Linked DNA regions of Homo sapiens: region 1 is linked to region 2. Evidence: read pairs that join two places in POLR2A ChIA-PET (ENCODE). Cell type or tissue: A673. All regions are shown on one strand. Each heading gives the region's core, and the rest is flanking DNA. Links, peaks and the distances in the headings are about the cores only.

The links. Peaks named below come from ENCODE experiments on the same cell type or tissue, not always from the same donor. Only the 100,000 strongest peaks of a DNase experiment are listed, where the experiment ranks them.
Region 1: POLR2A ChIA-PET joins it to region 2 with 10 read pairs; 3 of 35 experiments call an interaction of 5 or more read pairs at or near these places.

The regions. Positions count from the first base shown.
Region 1 is chr19:5,087,734-5,096,053 of GRCh38, forward strand. The region is part of intron 9 of KDM4B (lysine demethylase 4B); the gene reads left to right. Among named protein-coding and RNA genes, the nearest start is that of PTPRS-AS1, 86 kb to the right of the region's middle. RefSeq lists enhancers at 4,943-5,492, 5,493-6,040, 8,005-8,320. In A673, for the core only: no CTCF peak of the experiment used is centred there; DNase peaks (open chromatin) are centred at 3,638 and 5,818; H3K27ac peaks cover 6,558 bases.
Region 2 is chr19:5,318,726-5,327,045 of GRCh38, forward strand. All of the region lies in intron 1 of PTPRS (protein tyrosine phosphatase receptor type S), which reads right to left. Among named protein-coding and RNA genes, the nearest start is that of PTPRS, 18 kb to the right of the region's middle. RefSeq lists enhancers at 965-1,466, 1,467-1,966, 3,490-3,759. In A673, for the core only: no CTCF peak of the experiment used is centred there; no DNase peak of the experiment used is centred there.

The DNA of each region.
Region 1 (8,320 bases), core at 112-8,111, 230 kb before region 2:
CTCTGCAGCGGTCTGCAGCCTCGGTGTGCGACGTTTCTTAAGCACACAGGTGTTAAGTATCTCAGAGCCATGAAACTCTCTGCCTTGCCTGACAGACTCCCACCTTGAGGATGGACCCTGGCTTTGGGGCTGGGATTTCATTCACTGCACTCGAGTCTCTGGACGGGGGCTGGGCTGTTCGGAGGGTTTGGGGAGTGAGGGCACCGGGCAGCACAGGTTTAAGTCTCCTGTGTAGGAATCTCACGTCTTTCGGGAGCTAAATGCCAGGCAGGAGGTTGCTTTCCCCTCAGAAACTAGAAGTTCTTATCCAACCTGCTCTTCACGCCCACCTGTGGGGAGAGAAGCCCATTCCTTGTGTTCACTGCCTGCCGGAGAGCAGGAGGGAGCCTGTTTCCTCGTGGGCGGGATGTGCCCCCCGACTCGGGTAGGCCCGAGCATCTGAGGGCCCCCAAGGGCCCATCGTTTTCAGGGTGACCGTCCACACCTGCAGGGGCAGGGAGTCGGCGGCTTAGCTTCCTCTGGAGCACGGTTCCATCAGCCAGATGCGCTCACATCCAGCTCTTAGCGGCTCCTGCAAAAACTCGCTCTGATCAAAGGGAGGTGAGTGTAAAAATGCGGCCCGGGCTTTGTCTCCAACTCCCCCCGTGATTCCTGGACCACGCAGGCCATATCACTCGGACACCACGGATACAAACCCTCACTCCCCTGGCCCCTAGAGCTGAGCAGAGCGCTGGGTTCGACTTCCATCTAGAGCAGAGGTCGATGGGGGGGAGGTTGCCCCTGCCCACAGCTCCACCCGTGATAAGTAGGCAGGCTTTTCCATAATTAATCAAAACCTAGGCCGTTCATCTGTGGGCCAGGGCTGAGCAGAGACCACCGGAGTCCCTGAGGGGGCCCCTGAGGCTGCAGGGGACAGGCCAGGCCCCCCCCCTCCCCCCCCCCGCAAAAGAGCAGGTTGTGGTTATAGGGGCAGGATGACAGTGGGAGATTTTGACATCCTCAAGAGGCAGAGGAGCAGGACGCCCCTGCCAGCTTCATCCGCACATCCCTTGGGGCAGATACAGAAGGAAGAATGTGCATTGTTGGAAACTGGGGAATACGGTAAACAAAGAGAAGTGGGAGCTGACCTTACCATCTCTGCCATCCGCTCAGCCATGAGAAGGAGCAAGGCCCAGCGTGGGTGAACCCTGAGGACACCCCGCTCAGTGAGAGAAGCCAGACCCAGAGGCTACACCGTGCGAGACCCCATTTCTATGAAATGTCCGGGACAAGCCAGTGCTCAGAGGCAGGAAGGGATGCTTGGGTGTGGGGGCTGGAGGGTGACAACGGATGGGGACGGGTTTTCTTTGGAGGATGAAAATGCTCTACCTTTGATGGCGAAGATGGTCTCCCCACTCTGTGAATACACAAGCTCCTGCGTCGCACACCTGGTGAATTGTAGGGCACACGAATCTCACTGAAACTGTCCAGAAACATCCTTCCCCCAGATCAGCTCTCAGCAAATCAGGAACAGTAATCCAGAATAAAAACTGGGCAGCCTTTCTGGAAGGCCGTCTGCCATGGGTTACACATGTGTCTCCTGTGGCCTAGCGGTTCTGTCTCTGGAACACGTGCATACCGGTTCCATGTCTAGGGATATCTGTAGCCCCGTTTGTTGTAGTGGAAAGTTCTATGACCAGGGGATGGGTTGAACCAGTGGAATGTTATGCAGCTGTGAAAATGGGTTTGCTCCATGAGGTTTGCTCTGTATCTTTGGGCATGGAGAGATGAGCGCGACAACTTTAAGGGAAAAAATAGGCTGTGGACTGGGACTCTTGTGATTCCCGTTTTTTGTGGGGATGTGGTTCTTGAACTGGGAAAGGGAGATTTGCCCAAGTATTGGTTGATATTAGTTTGATGTCATGGAATTTGGGATACCTTAAAAATATGCACTAACTTCTCAATATGGTTCTGTCTTTTTTTGTACTAAAAAAAAAAAAACCCACATACTCCTCTTTCCATAGTCAGAGGGGTGTAGCTCTGGGGAGGGAAGAGTGGGGTCCGCCATTCCTAGGTGCTTCTTGAGCAAGCACCCCACAGTTCCCAAGTGGAAAAGGTTTTTGTTGTTGTTGCTTCGTTGGTTTGTTTTCAGAATGGGAGTTAAAAACCAAACAAAAGGCCAAGCGCAGTGACTCATGCCTCTAATCCCAGCATTTAGGGAGGCCGAGGTAGGGTTGCATGATTCCAGAGGTTCAAGACCGGCCTGGGCAACATAGTGAGACCCCATTCTCCACAAAAAGGGGGAAACAAGACAAAAACACAAAAACTGTGAAGACCCCCAAAGCCTGGCCCCCTTCCTCCCTGCTGAGCAGGTGAGGCAGTGCTGGAAAGAGGACAGAGTGGAAGGTCCTGGAAGCCCAGCCCAGCATTGCTGAGCGCCTGCCGTGTGCAGGGGAGGGGTCCTAGCCCCTGGGTCTGCCAGGGAGAGGTGAGAGTGCAGAGGACAGCAGGCTTGCCTCCCTAGCCACACACCTCGCTGCATGCCCTGGCCTCGCCAGGCTGAGGCTTAGGGTGCAGTACCCGGTTCGTTTTGAGAAGTCTCTTTCTCAGCTAGAGCTGTCTCAGTGGTAACGTTCTCTCTCTCTCTCTCCTCATCTCTCTCTCCCCCCATATCTCTCCCCCTCTCTCTCTCTCTCCCCCTCTCCCCCTCTGTCTCTCTCTCCCCCATCTCTCTTCCCCCTCTCTCTCCGCCTCTTTCTCTCCCCCCCTCTCTTTCTCTCCCCCTCTCGCCCCCTCTCTCTCCCTCTCCCCCTCTTTCCCCGCTCCCCCTCTCTCTCTCCCCTTCTCTTTCCCCCTTGCTCTCTCCCCCTCTCCCCCCTCCCTCTCTTTCTCTCTCTCTCTCTGTCTCCCCGCTGCGCGCGTGCGCCCCCCTCCGGCCCCCCCTTCCCCCCACCGCCGACAGTACCACCCTCCATCAAGTGCCGACTCTGGGCCTTGTCACCTTGGGAGGACCAGAGTAGTGCAGTGACTTTGCCAAGGTCACACAGCAGGAGGCTGGGCCCAGCACACCCTAGACCTTCCTCTGCTTCCCTTGCCCCACTTGGAGGCACAGGCCGATGGGGCATCTGGGAGCCCACACCCTCCCTGCCCACCAGGTGTCTCCTGGGCCAGTGGCTTCGTGTCCTGGGCACGTGTCCTGTGCACAGCCCGGTGGGGGCAGCTGGAGGGGTCTCCAAGGCGGCGGCTTCCTGTCTCAGAGCAGGATCCCCCGGCATGTGCTCCAGCAGGCAGGCTTTGTAGTGGGATTACTAATGGGGCAGATCAAAAGGATGTTCCTATTTCACTCAAGGAAATAAAATGTGCACGCAGCCGCCTTTCTCACGCTGAACTCAAGTTAGTCCTACAAGCCTGCACGCCATGTTAGATTAGCTCAGCACGCGGCCGGGCTGGCCCCGAGGTGGGTGGTGCCTGGTGCTGGTAGATAAGGGTCTCTCCTCCAGAGCCCAGGACTCAGCGGCATCCCGAAACACCCTGCCACGGGGAGAGTTGACTGAGGATTAAACAGAGCGCGAGAGATGTGAAGCCTGGCTGGAAGGCTGGGGAGCCACTCACGCTCTCTTAACTGGTTCCCTGCCAGCTGTCTGTGGGTGAGGCCTGCTGTGTGCCAGCCTCCCCGGGGACATCTCGGGCTCTCTGGAGGTGTCTGGCAGGGAGAGCTTCTGCTGAGCTTGGGAAGGGGACGATGACTTGGATTCCCCAGAGGCGCCATTCCAGGAAACGGCCCACTCGGCACCACCCATCTCCTCCCACCTCCCCGCATCCAGGCTGGATGGGGGCTCCGGCAGGAACCAGGCCTCTCCTAAAACCCCAGCCCTGGGGTGTACTGAACTTAATTACTGTAAAATTCAAACCAAATTGTTTCTGCTGCCTGGGAGAACTGTGTGTTCCTTCTGTTTGGTAATGAGGCTGCCTGCTCCAGGTGATTAACCCGGAGCCCAGGGGGAGGGAGCCCAGGGGGAGGCGGCAGAAGGCAGGGGCTGGGGAAGGGTGGGAGGGAGGAGGGCCCACGGAGGTGCGGGAAACTCCAGCCACTCCTCTGACCCGCTGGAGCCCACGGCTGGCCTGTGCCCTGCCTTTGGCTTCCTGCCTCAGTGAGCCTCTGATTTATGGCGTTGTGGGGCTGGACGCATCGTGTGTGCCGCAAACTGCTGTGTGAAATATGTCTCCCTTGCTCTTCCCAGATCTTCCCTGTCACTCTGACCCTGGTGAGGCCTTTGGGGCCCCTTCCCATGTGTGGGCTTAGGGGGTGTCACAGTCACGCAGAAGCGTGGGGAGAATCTGCAGCTAAGACCAGGCGGAGCGGATCCCGGGCCGGGCCAGAATGAGTGGGTCCCATGCTGGCTCTTGGCCTAGTGTTTATGCTGCATGTCTGGAGGGTGATCTAGGAGAGGAGTGGTCTGGAAAGAAGGCCTCGTTTAGTCTCTCCCTCGGCACTGCGGACATTGGGGCCGTATCCTTCTCTGGGCTGGGGCCGTCCTGGGCACTGCACGGTGCTGAGCAGTGCCCCTGGCCTCCACCCACTCCATGCCAGGCACACCCCAACCCAGCTGTTTCAACCACAACATCGGCAGGCACATCCACTCCCATGGGGGCAGGGCCACCCATTGAAGACACCTGGGTCTCCAGGCTCCCTGCGGGCCCTTCCTTCCTTTCTCCCACTGCTCTCGGCTTTCGGGATCACGCCCTCTAATACCCCCGGTTCTGCTGCCCAGGAGCTCCGGGGGGGACACATCTCCCCAGAGGAGGGTCGGGGGCTTTTCTAGACCGAGGCTCGTGGTGTGGCTCGAGGGCCTTTGCCAGCTCGGCAGCCCCCAGTCTTCTCTACCATCCTTCATGGACAGAGCTGGTTCGGGGGCTGCAGCTGGTTGCTGCCTGGCATCAGAGGAGCGGGTCTGCTTACGGGGTCAGGCAGAGGCAGGACCCCCTCGAGGGGCACTGGCGAGGGAGCCCAGGGGTCAGCCGTCAGAGAAGCAGGAGAGTCAGAGGAGGGGGCTCGCAGGGCCTGGCCCTGAGTCAGAAATGGTGGAGTTCTCCCCTCTGCCATCTCAGGGCATCCCGGCTCATGGCTGTTCCTCAGCCGTCGTGGATGAGTCGTAACCTGGAGAGTGAGAGAGAACCTCCAGGGGCAACTGCTGGCAAGGAGGGATCAGGGGAGGCCGGGCCCCTGTACCCCTGACCACATGTCCTCTCCCCACCCAAGGTGTGACCCTTCATGGGGCCTGTGGTTCATACCTGGAGCTGTCTGCCTGGGTGCAGACCCTCCCCTCCTAGTGCTCTGCCTCAGTTTCCCTCCTAGGGCTGTTGGAAGTGACATGGAACAGCACTTGGGTGGTGCCTGGCACAGAAGCAGGACTGCTGTGGCTGTTGAGGCCCCTTCAGGGCAGCATGTGGAGGAGAAAGGCAGGTCCTGGTGGCCTGGGGTCAGGTGTGCAGCTGCCTGCTTGTCATGTCCCTGCAGGGGCTCACAACACTGATAGACTCGAGGCTACTTTCATTTAGGGAGGGCCAAAGGGGACATCGGAGCCTCCCCAGGCACCTGGTGGATGTGTGGGCAGCATGGAAGGCTGCGGAAGGCCATGGAAGGCCCGTGACCTTGCCTGGCCTGGCTGGCCGGGAGGGGCAGGGAGCCGCTTTCTGTGCTGCCAGGAATGGCCCCGCAGCCGAAGCCCAGGGAGCCCTGGGAGCCGGCGCCTAATTGTTTTGTTGACGCGGCTGCCGAGCACTTCCAGTAGGTTTCCTAATGAACTGGTTTGTTATCGGCCTCACTGCAGCGCTGATAATTACATCAGAAACAGGGGGCCCACTCGTCCTTCCCACGCGTTCTGTGAGCCATCAGCGCAGATGCGGGCGCCTCTGCCCCTTCCTCGGTGTTTAACGCTTTGTGTGCCAAGGCACCTGCCACCCACACCCACCCCAGACAGATGGTCGAGATGGCTGTGAGAGGAGTGTGACCGCCACTCGCCCCGGTTGGTGTCTGCTTGGCAGTGGTCACCGCGCAGGTCACTGTTCAGCTGCTGGGAAGGCAGTGGATGAGGCCATCGAGGTCCAGGGAGGAGACAGGACACGAACAAGGGTGGAAGGAGGAATTTCTGCTCCTAGAGAGGGTGCAGGGACGCTGCAGCTGCGGCCTGGTGTGTCTGCCACCTGGGTAGCCCAGTCCACAGCCCAGGCAGCTGAAAGCACCAGACATGTATCCTCTCTCAGTTCTGGAGGCAGAGGCTGAGATGGGTGTGTGGCGGGCCGAGCCCCCTCAGGGCGCCAGGGAGACCACCCTGCCTCTCCTGGCTTCAGGGCTGGCCGAGATCTCAGGGCTGCTTGGCTTGCAGGGGTGTCGCCCTCTCCTCTGCCCCATGGTCACGCGGCCCCTCCTCCCTGTCTTTGTGTCCTCTTGTCTGCTTCTAAGGGCACCAGGTGCTGACCCCCGGCAGGCCCTGATCCCATATGTGAATCATGCACTGATGACAGCTGCTACCACCCTGCTTCAGAAAAGCTCCTCTGTGAGGCCCCGGGTGCAGGATGCTGAGTAGCGCGGGGAACAGCACTGCTGGGGAGGAACGAAAATTGCGAGGTCCCTGAGCGGGGGACCTGGCAGAGGCCAAACGTCAGAGGTCGGGGGCTGCAGTAAGGGCCTTTGAAGTTAGATTTCATCACCATGTGCGGGGGGGAGGCACTGGGCATTTCAGCAAGGGAGAGGGGCCACTGGCTGGAGAAGGGACTATGGGAGAGATGGGGCAGGGAGCCCGGCGTGGATGGCCGCCGTCTAGACGGGCATGGGGTCTGTGGGCGTGGGAAGAAGGGGACAGCGTGTGCCTGTGTTTTAGGGGTGGTGCCTGTAGGACCTGGTGATAGGACAGAGGTGGGGGCACAGGGGAGGGGTGGGGACTTGGGCATGTAGGTGTGCGGTGGTGCTGGGAGCGCACAGAGGGACATGGAGGAGCCAGGACTGGGTGTGCTGTTGAGATGCGTCAGAGCCTGCCTTCCAGTGTGGGAGCCACGGGCCACACGTAGCACCGTATCCATTAACCAAAATGAAATAGGATGAACCCTCCACTCCTCAGTCAGGCCAGCCGCGGGTCAAGCCCTTTGCTAATAGCCGGGTGGGCTGGTGGCCGTGTCCTGGGCAGCGCAGGTGCAGGTCATCGCCGTCACCACAGACAGTCCTGTCACCGTGCAGCTGATGCGTCCTGTGGAGGGGTCTGCAGCTCGGGGGCGGCGCCGGGGGCGGGGCAGGGGCAGTGTGAGGGATGGGACGTGTTGAGCCATAGATGTCCTGTCGGCAGCTATGAGATGCTGTGCCCTCCCCACGCCAGGATCGCTGTTTCTAAGGCCCCTGCCCGTCCCCATCCCTGTCCACAGCAGGGCAAGCACCAGCCATGCAATGTCTGTCACCGTCGGCTGTAGAACCGCCCGCTGGTGGCTGGCATTGTCCTCAATGTTCCGCCCTGGTTCCTGGATCAGGGGGCTGGGAGTTGGCGCTGCAGCTGACGAGAGCATTCATGATCCCCGTGGTCAGATGCTATTTGGGTTGATGATTTTATCGGACCACATATAATCATTTTCTCATTAGGCCGGTGGCTGTGTCTTCTCTCTGCCACTCTACTGTTTTACATGAGCAGACTCTAGTATCTGTTCAGGCTTTTAAAAAAGAGATGGCCTCTGGTGAAAGCTCAGTGCTGTTTAAATCAGGAAAGGTGGCAGATGAGCCCCCTGGGCTCCAAGGCAGCAGTGGTAGCCCACTGTGTCTGCAGGTGGCCAGGGTCCTGTGATGATGCTGCCAGCCAGGCTGCTGCACACTGAGAGCTGGGGGCCCACGAGCCTCGGTGCTGGACGCCCCCACAGTGTGGATCAGATCGCAAGGGGCTGGCCAGGGCAGGGCAGAGCCTGCTAGGAGGAGGGAGAGGGCTGGGAGCAGCCAGGGTGGACCCCTCAACCTGGATCAGATCACAAGGGGCTGGCCAGGGCAGGGCAGAGCCTGCTAGGAGGAGGGAGAGGGCCCGGAGCAGCCAGGTCGGACTCCTCAACCTGGGGACCCTCCCCCAGCAGCTGCAGGCTTGAGTGTGTGCAGCACTTATGTGCGAGCATGTCGTTTGTGTGTGTGTTTCCCTGGGAATCAGACCCTGGCAGGGGCCCCCAGTCTATAGAGTGGGTGCTATGGACCCCAGCCGCTGTGAGGCAGAGTGTGCGCCCCACCAAGGGGCAGGCTGCCGAAAAGTCAGCTTCACAGGGAGCTTGTTTTAGGAGGAGGTCCTTGTGTTATGGAAATGTAGGCCACAGACTGAGG
Region 2 (8,320 bases), core at 167-8,166:
CACTGCAGCCTCAAACTCCTGGGCTCAAGTGATCCTCCCGTCTCAACCTCCCAAAGTGCTGGGATTACAGGCATGAGCCATTGGGCCCAGCTGATGTTATTTTTAAAAAAGTTTTTCCTGGCCTAGGCTGTCAGGGTGTCTAGCACCCTATTCCCCTTGAATTGCTAAGTGAGAGGCCCACACTGCAATCTCTTGATCTGTTTGTATTCTCCATTTAACAGACAGTGAGTCCCTGGAGGGCAAGGGCCTGGCCTGCCCTCCCCTCCATATTTGTCCCTGAAATTCTGAGTTCTGGAAACTTCTAATGGAAGGATCGAAGAGAAAGCATCAGCTCAGCCTGGCCACTAACCCCAGACATGGAAAGAAAAAAAGGAGGGATACTCTACCTTCAAAAGCCATCCCAAGGCCGGGCGCAGTGGCTCACATCTGGGATCCCAGCACTTTGGGAAGCCAAGGTGGGCAGATCACCCGAGGTCAGGAGCTCGAGACCAGCCTGACCAACATGGCAAAACCCATCACTACTAAAAATTAAAAAATTAGCCATGCGTGGTGGTGTGCGCCTGTAGTTCCAGCTACTTGGGAGGCTGAGGTAGAAGGATCACTTGAGCCCAGGAGGTGGAGGTTGCAGTGAGCTAAGATTGCACTGCACCACTGCAGTCCAGCCTGGACGACAGAGCCAGACCTTGTCTTTTTTTTTTTTTTTTTTTTAAAAAGCTATCCCAAATCCACTTGCTTCTTCTCCCCACCACCCACCTTTGCCTTCACCTGGTCCATCCCTGGCATCAACCATGAGTATCTGAGTCAGGTCCTGTCCCTCCTCTGCCCACAGCCCTCCATAGCTCCCACCTCTCTAGGGCTCAAAGCCCAGGGTTCTCCCTGCAGCCCACAAGACCCTACATGACCTATTGCCTCCTCTCCCCTCCCCATCACTCACTGGGCTCCAGCCACACAGGCCTCCTCGCTGTTCCTCCAACACGCCAGGCGTGGTCCTGCCCCGGGGCCTTGGCACACGCTGTGCCGTCTGCCTGGAATGCTCTTCCCCCACGTTATCTGCTTGGTTCCTCCTCACCTCCATCAGGGCTTTGCTCAAACATCACCTCCTCAATGAAGCCGTCCCTACAGCCCCATTAAAAATGACAACCCTCATGCCTCCCTCCCGAGTCCCCTTTGTTCCTTTACTGCTTTCTCTGATCACCCCTGACGTGCTATATATCGTATTTTGCCTATCATCTCTCTCCCTGATCCACAAAGCCATCCCCTTTATTGCTTCAGGGTCCCGGCACAGAGCCTGGTGGACAGGAGGCATCTGAGAAATCCCCCCAGATGATGGAAAGCGCAAAATCGGAGGCAGTGGCTGCGGCCAAAGCAGCCGCTGAGACCCCGGAGGCTGACGGCGGAAGCCTCCACGCCTACTCCAGCCGGGGCCTTCCTGTCCCTGTTGGCAAGCCAGGCCCCTGCCCTCTGCCATCCGGCGGCTCAACACCTGTTGTGACACAGCAGGAAGCAGGGGCGGCAGCCAGTGCCCGTGGCCTTGGCTGGACAGGTCCCTCCGGCAGGTTTAATCCCTGCCCCAGTGGGAGAGGGGGTACACGGACCTTGAAGCCAAACACACAGGCTGACACAAGCACCATCCACTTGGCTTATCCGGCTCCCGGGAAGTGGCCAGTGTAGGGACAAGCCTGATAAACATCTAGCAAATAAATGGATTTTTTCTTTTTTAATTGAGACGGAGTTCGCTCTGTCCCCCAGGCTGGAGTGCAGTGGTGTGATCTTGGCTCACTGCAAACTCTGCCTCAAACGATTCTCCTGCCTCAGCCTCCCAAGTAGCTGGGATTACAGGTGCACGCCACCATGCTGGGCTCTCATTTTTGTATCTTTTTAGTAAAGATGGGGTTTCGCCATGTTGATCAGGCTGGTCTTGAACTCCTGACCTCAGGCGATCTGCTCACCTCAGCCTCCCAAAGTGCTGGGATTACAGGCGTGAGCCACCACGTCCGGCCTGGATTTCTTTACAATCGTCACACTGTCCTCATGCTGAGCCCAGCCCTGATTTGAGGGCTTCACCCTATGAACTCACTAGATCCTCCCAAGGGAGCCTGGATGGTTGAGGTTATCATTATCCTCATTTTCCAGATGAGGAAACTGAGGCCCAGAGAGGTGGAGTCATTGCTACTAAGGGACAGAGCCATCTGGCCCTAGAATCTGGTTTTGGCCACTAATCAACACAGTCTCAACGAATGAGAAGAATAAAACAAGGGCCCGGTGCTGGCTCATGCCTGTAATCCCAGCACTGTGGGAGGCTGAGGCAGGAGGACCACTTCAGCCCAGGAGTTCGAGACCAGCCTGGACAACATAACAAGACCTTGTCTCTACAAAAAATTAAACAACAACAAAAAAATTAGCCAGGCATGGTGGTGTGCACCTATAGTCCCAGCTGCTCAGGGGGCTGAGGCAGGAGGGTCAACTGAGCCTGGGAGGTTGAGGCTGCAGTGAGCTATGATCATGCCACTGTACTCCAGCCTGGGCAACAGAGCAAGACCCTGTCTCAACAAAGAAAAATAAAAAGAATAAATCAAGGTAACAGGGAAATGTGAGTCACGTCTACGGAGCATTCCGACCTGGGGAAAAGGGCAGCTATGCTTCATCTCCCTGATGTCTCCCGACCCAGTGACATGGGCCCATTTTAGGGATGAGGAAAACTGAGTCCCTCAAGGGGGAAGCGATTTCCTGAAGGATCTACCGCCTAGAAGTGGCAGGCTCAGAGCTAATGCTAAATTCACTAAACCCTGACCCAGATCGACTACAGGGTCATTTTGTAGAGGCCTCAGTGCTGTAAGGAGTTTGGCTCGTGCCTCGTGAGTACCCACTGTGTGCCAGGCCCAGAGTGGAGAAGCCTCAGATGTCTCATTTCCAGACAGGTAAACTGAGACTGAGAAGTTCAGCTATTTGCCCAAGCCCTGAGATGTCCCCATTTTACAAACAGGTAAACTGAGGCTCAGAGAAAGAACCATTTATCCAAGCGCCAAAATTGTCTCCATTTCCAGATGGGTAAACTGAGGCTGGGAAGTTCAGCTATTTGCCCAAGCCCTGAGATGTCCTCATTTTACAAACAGGTAAACCGAGGCTTGGAGAAATAGAACCATTTATCCAAGCCCCAAAACTGTCTTCATTTCCACATAGGTAAGCTGAGGCTGAGTTCAGCTATTTGCCCAAACCCTGAGATGTCCCCATTTCACAAATAAACTGAGGCTCAGAGAAATTTAACCATTTATCCAAACCCTGAAATTGTCCCCATTTCCATTTGGGTAAACTGAGGCTCAGAGAGGTTTCAACAGTTGCCAGAGGTCACACAGCCGGCAAGAGGCAGCACTGAGCCTCAAATCTGAGGTTTCCTGACCTGACAGGGAACTGCAGGCCCCACGGTCCCCGCCTGAGCTGGCGTGAGCCTTTAGCGGAAGCCCTCCCCAGCTCTGCACAGCAGACACCCTCGCGGCCGTGCCTTGCTGGAGTATCCACAGTGACACACAGCCCTGTTGGTGGCTGGGCTTTTTCAGGCTTAAAAGGGAGGTAATATCACCTAACACCAGCTATATTTTTAAAAACCCCACAGCACTCAGGAGGCTGGCCCGTCAGCGCAGCACCACGTCCGTGGGCAGGCAGAGGCCCCGGAACTCGAGGACGTGGCTATTTTAAAGGGGCTATTTCTGGAGGCTGAGGTGAGAATGCGGGGGTGGGAGGAAGAAGCAGCCGCGGGGACCGACTCGAGCCCGCCCCGACTGGCCGACTCCCGGGTTGGGGGTGGTTAAAAGCAAGAACGTGGAAGCCACCTGCTCCCCGCAAGCACTGCCTCCAGCCCGCAGAAAGACCTCAGGCGGCCGGGCGCGGTGCTCATGCCTGTCATCCCAGCACTTTAGGAGGCTGAGGCGGGCGGATCACCTGAGGCAGGGAGTTCGAGACCAGCCTGACCAACATGGTGAAACCCTGCCTCTACTAAAAATACAAAATTAGCCGGGCATGGTGGCGCACGCCTATAATCCCAGCTATTCGAGAGGCTGAGGCAGGAGAATCGCTTGAACCCGGGAGGTGGAGGTTGCAGTGAGCCAAGATCGTACCATTGCACTCAAGCCTGGGCAACAAGAGCAAAACTCCGTCTCAAAAAAAAAAAAAAAAAAAAAGAAGAAGAAGAAGAAGAAAAAGAAAAAACAGACCTCATGCATTTCAGAGCCTCATTTCTTCCCCTGGGAAGAGCTGCTTAGGCAAAATGTATGCCTGGAGCCCTACTGTGTGCAGATGCTGCCATGGACATGGTAGAGGAGGAGAGAAGCAGATAATGAGTATGAAGCATTCGAGGCTGGGAGAGGTGGCTCACGCCTCTAATCCTGGCACTTTGGGAGGCCGAGGAGGGCAGATCATTTGAGGTCAGGAGTTTGAGACCAGCCTGACCAACATGGCAAAACCCCATTTCTACTAAAAATACAGAAAAATTAGCTGGGCATGGTGGCACATGCCTGTAATCCCAGCTACTCAGGAGGCTGAGGCAGGAGAATTGCTTCAATCCGGGAGGCAGAGGTTGCATGAACCAAGATCACACCACTGCACTCCCGCCTGGGTGACAGAGTGAAACTCCGTCTCAAAAAAACAAACAAAAAAGCATTCAACAGAGAAATGGTGGCAAGGGCTTTGAGTCAAAGAGAGCAGAAGGGGGAAGACAGGAAACTAGGTGGTGGGGCAGGCTGCAAGTTTAAATAGGGTGATCGGGGAGGCCTCATTTAAAAGTGACCTGAGACGTGAAGGAAGTCAGGGAGGTTGCTGTTTGGGGAAAAGCATTCCAGGCAGAGGGCACAGACTGTGCAAAGGCCCTGGGGCGGGACCATGCCTGGTGTATTGGAGGAACAGCGAGGAGGCCCGTGTGGCTGGAACAGAGTGAGGACGGGGAGAGAGGAAGGAGGGGACGGCAGGGAAGGGATGGAGCAGGTTGTGCAAGGCCTGGTGGGCTACAGGGAGGACTTGGGGTTTTCCCCCAAGAGGTGAGAGCCATAGAGGGCTATAGGCAGAGGAGGGATGGGACCTGACTCAAGAACTGAAAGATGTCATTGTGGGAAGACAGACTGTGGGAATGAGGGCTGGGGTCACACCAGAGCAGAGGTGACCGTGTTGGTCCAGGTGATGATGGGAGCTGGACCAGGTGGAGGCAGAGGATAGAACAAAAATGAAAAAATGAAGGCCACGTGCAGTGGCTCATGCCTGTAATACCAGCACTTTGGGAGGCCAAGGTGGGTGGAATGCTTAAGCTCAGAAGTTCAAAACCAGCCTGGCCAACATGGTGAAACCCCATCTCTACAAAAAATACAAAAATCAGCCAGCATGGTGGCACGTGCCTGTCATTCCAGCTACTCGGGAGGCTGAGGCAGGAGAATCGCTTGAACCTGAGACAGAGGCTGTGGTGAGCCAAGATTATGCCACTGCACTCCAGCCTGGGAGACAGAGCGAAACCCTGCCTCAAAAAAAAAAAAAAAAAAAAAAAAAGAAAGAAAAAAAGGGAAAGCAAGCTGGCCTGTGTACAGTACTCAGCGCACAGTCCGGCACACAGCAAGTGCTCAGCATACATTGGCTTGTATTATTTTTAGGGTCTTAGGCTCTGTACTCTGAACCTGAAACCCGCTTCCCCTGGCAGGACCCAGGAGAAGACAGTGACCCCTGTGCCTGGGAGCATTTTGTGTATGGAAGGGGACACAGTTTTCACTCTCATGTCCCTATTGGCCTGTCCCAGGCTGGCGGCAGCTGATCAGACCAGGGCCAGATCTGATGGTTGCAATGGAGGAGGAGAGGAGAAGGAGGTAGTGACCCATGGGTTAAAGGGGGGAGGCCCCCAGGTGTGTCAGGATGCAGCCCTGCCACAAAGCGTGGGGTCAGCCCAATCCTAACTCAACTCTACTTGCTGTGTGACCCTGCACAAGTCACATCCCCTCTCTGAGCCTCGGTTTCCTTATCTGCGAAAGTGGGGCAGTGGTTGCAGGCTTCTCACAGGGCTGTGCAGATTCAACAGGACCACGAGGCACTCAGCTAGAGGTGGGATCCGTGTCAGCACCCATCATGCTTGGTCGTTCACCATCATCCCCATCCTCACACTGTTTGCAAAACTTCGAGTCTGGGGTCTCTGGAGCACAGGGGCAAGAAGAGCCACATCCCCAGGAGAGCCACATCCCCAGAAGGTGTCCCAAGGTTCATGTTCTGCCACCGTTTGGATCCAGTTGAATTGCAAATGCCAGAAAAAGCACAAATAAGGAATGATTTCTCTTTTCACCTAAGGGAAGCTGCCAGGTTGGCCATTCAGGGTTATTTTCCCCTCCCCGACAATCACTGGGGCCCAGGCCCCTTCCACCTCTTTGATCCCCCATTCTTATCTATGACACCTGCCTCATGGTCCAAAATGGCTGCCTGAGCACCTGCCATCATCTCCATATTCCAGCTGACAGGTAGAGAGGAGCATGTGCCACTTCTCTTGAAAGGCATTTCCAGAAAATCCTGCTTATTTACGCCATGGGTCAGCATTGAATCATATGGCACAGACAGCTGCAAGGTGCACTGAGAAATGTTTTCTTTCCCCCAGGTGGCCATGTGCCCAGATAAAAATTGTAAAGTTCAACTGCTACGGAGTCGGGGGATATGATGGGATATTGGGAGATCCCGCCACAATATCTCATGTGGGCCATGGGGCCAGGTCTTGGGTCTCAAACCAGCGCATCTGAGACATTTTAACCTGGAAAGAGAAGAGAGACGTCATCGGGGCCGGCCCCCTGCCTCCACACCACGACGGTTTCACTCATTCCAACATCCACCTCCCAAAAGACTCCAAGGTCAGAAGCAGTGGCCACGACCCAAGCACAGGCTCTGCCCAAGGCGTCCCCAAGGACAGGCCCCCACCGGCAATCTGTGCTCCCCAAGCACTGGGGCTGAGCCACCAAGCACCCCCATTCAGCCTCCTTCCTGCCTGCCGAGGACACCGGCCAATTCATCTCCTTCTCCTCAGTAAACAACTGTCAGGGAAAATAAATAGTTTTTAATAGGCTCATTAATTGAATTCAGGAAGAAATCACCTTCTCCCCAGGCCATGGGGAAGCAACGCTCAGTTCAAGAAATTCAGGCCGAAGGCAGAAGGGGCTCAGCCTCCCAGAAAGTCCAGGAGATGCCCCAAACAGTTGTAGTCACATTCAATAACACTGGGACAGGCATGGTGGCTCATGCCTGTAATCCCAGCACCTGGGGAGGCTGGGGCAGGCAGATCACTTGAGGTCAGGAGTTCGAAACCAGCCTGGCCAACATGGTGAAACGCTGTCACTACCAAAAATACAAAAATTAGCCGTATGTGGTGACACACGCCTGTAATCCCAGCATCTCGGGAGGCTGAGGCAGGAGAATCGCTTGAACCCGGGAGGTGGGGGTTGCAGTGAGCCGAGATCGGGCCATTGCACTCCAGCCTGGGCGACAGAGTGAGACTCCATCTCAAGAAAACAAAACAAAATACTGACTCAACCAGCAAGGGGGTCATTCTGTGCTGGGCTTAAGGCTAAAAGCCTCAGGTGGGTGCTAGGATGTCTTAAACACCTCAGGGGTGCTCAGGCTTCAGCTTTCAGCCTGGAACAGACAGAGGCAAAAGCAGCAAGAATTTAATGCCCTTGTTTTGCTCTCACCACATTTATTTTTAAGGTTGTACCTTCAAGGACATACCAGGTTTCCGTTCACAAGAGCAAGACAAAGTTTTCTCTTTTACGTTTTAAAAGAGAATGGGTTTAAACAAAACGTGTCAAGTACTGGCTGGGCACGGTGGCTCGTGCCTGTAATCCCAGCGCTTTGCGAGGCTGAGGCGGGAGGATCGCCTGAGCCCAGGAGCTTGGGGCTGCAGTGAGCTATGATCGTGCCACTGCACTCCAGCCTGGGTGACAGAGTGAGATGCTGTCAAAAGAAAAAGAAAGAAAAAAAAAAGAAACGAAGAAAAGAAAGGAAGAGAAGAGAAAGAGAAAATGAGGGAGAAGGAAGGAGAAAGAAGGGAAGAGAAGGAAGGAAGGAGGGAGGGAGGGAGGGAGGATAGAAGTAAAGAAAGAACAAGAGAGAAAGAAAGAAAAAGGAAGGAAGGAAGGAAAGAAGGAATGAAGCAAGCAAGCTAGCTAGTCCTTAGGCGATGGGGCAGCAAAACACCAGATATAGAGTCCAAAGACCCTGCAGAGTGACCTCGGCACAGACCTAGAGAGTCACAACTGACCCTCCACACCTGCTGAGGGTTCTGTCCACATTGACGTGACTCAGTTTCCCCACTGAGGCT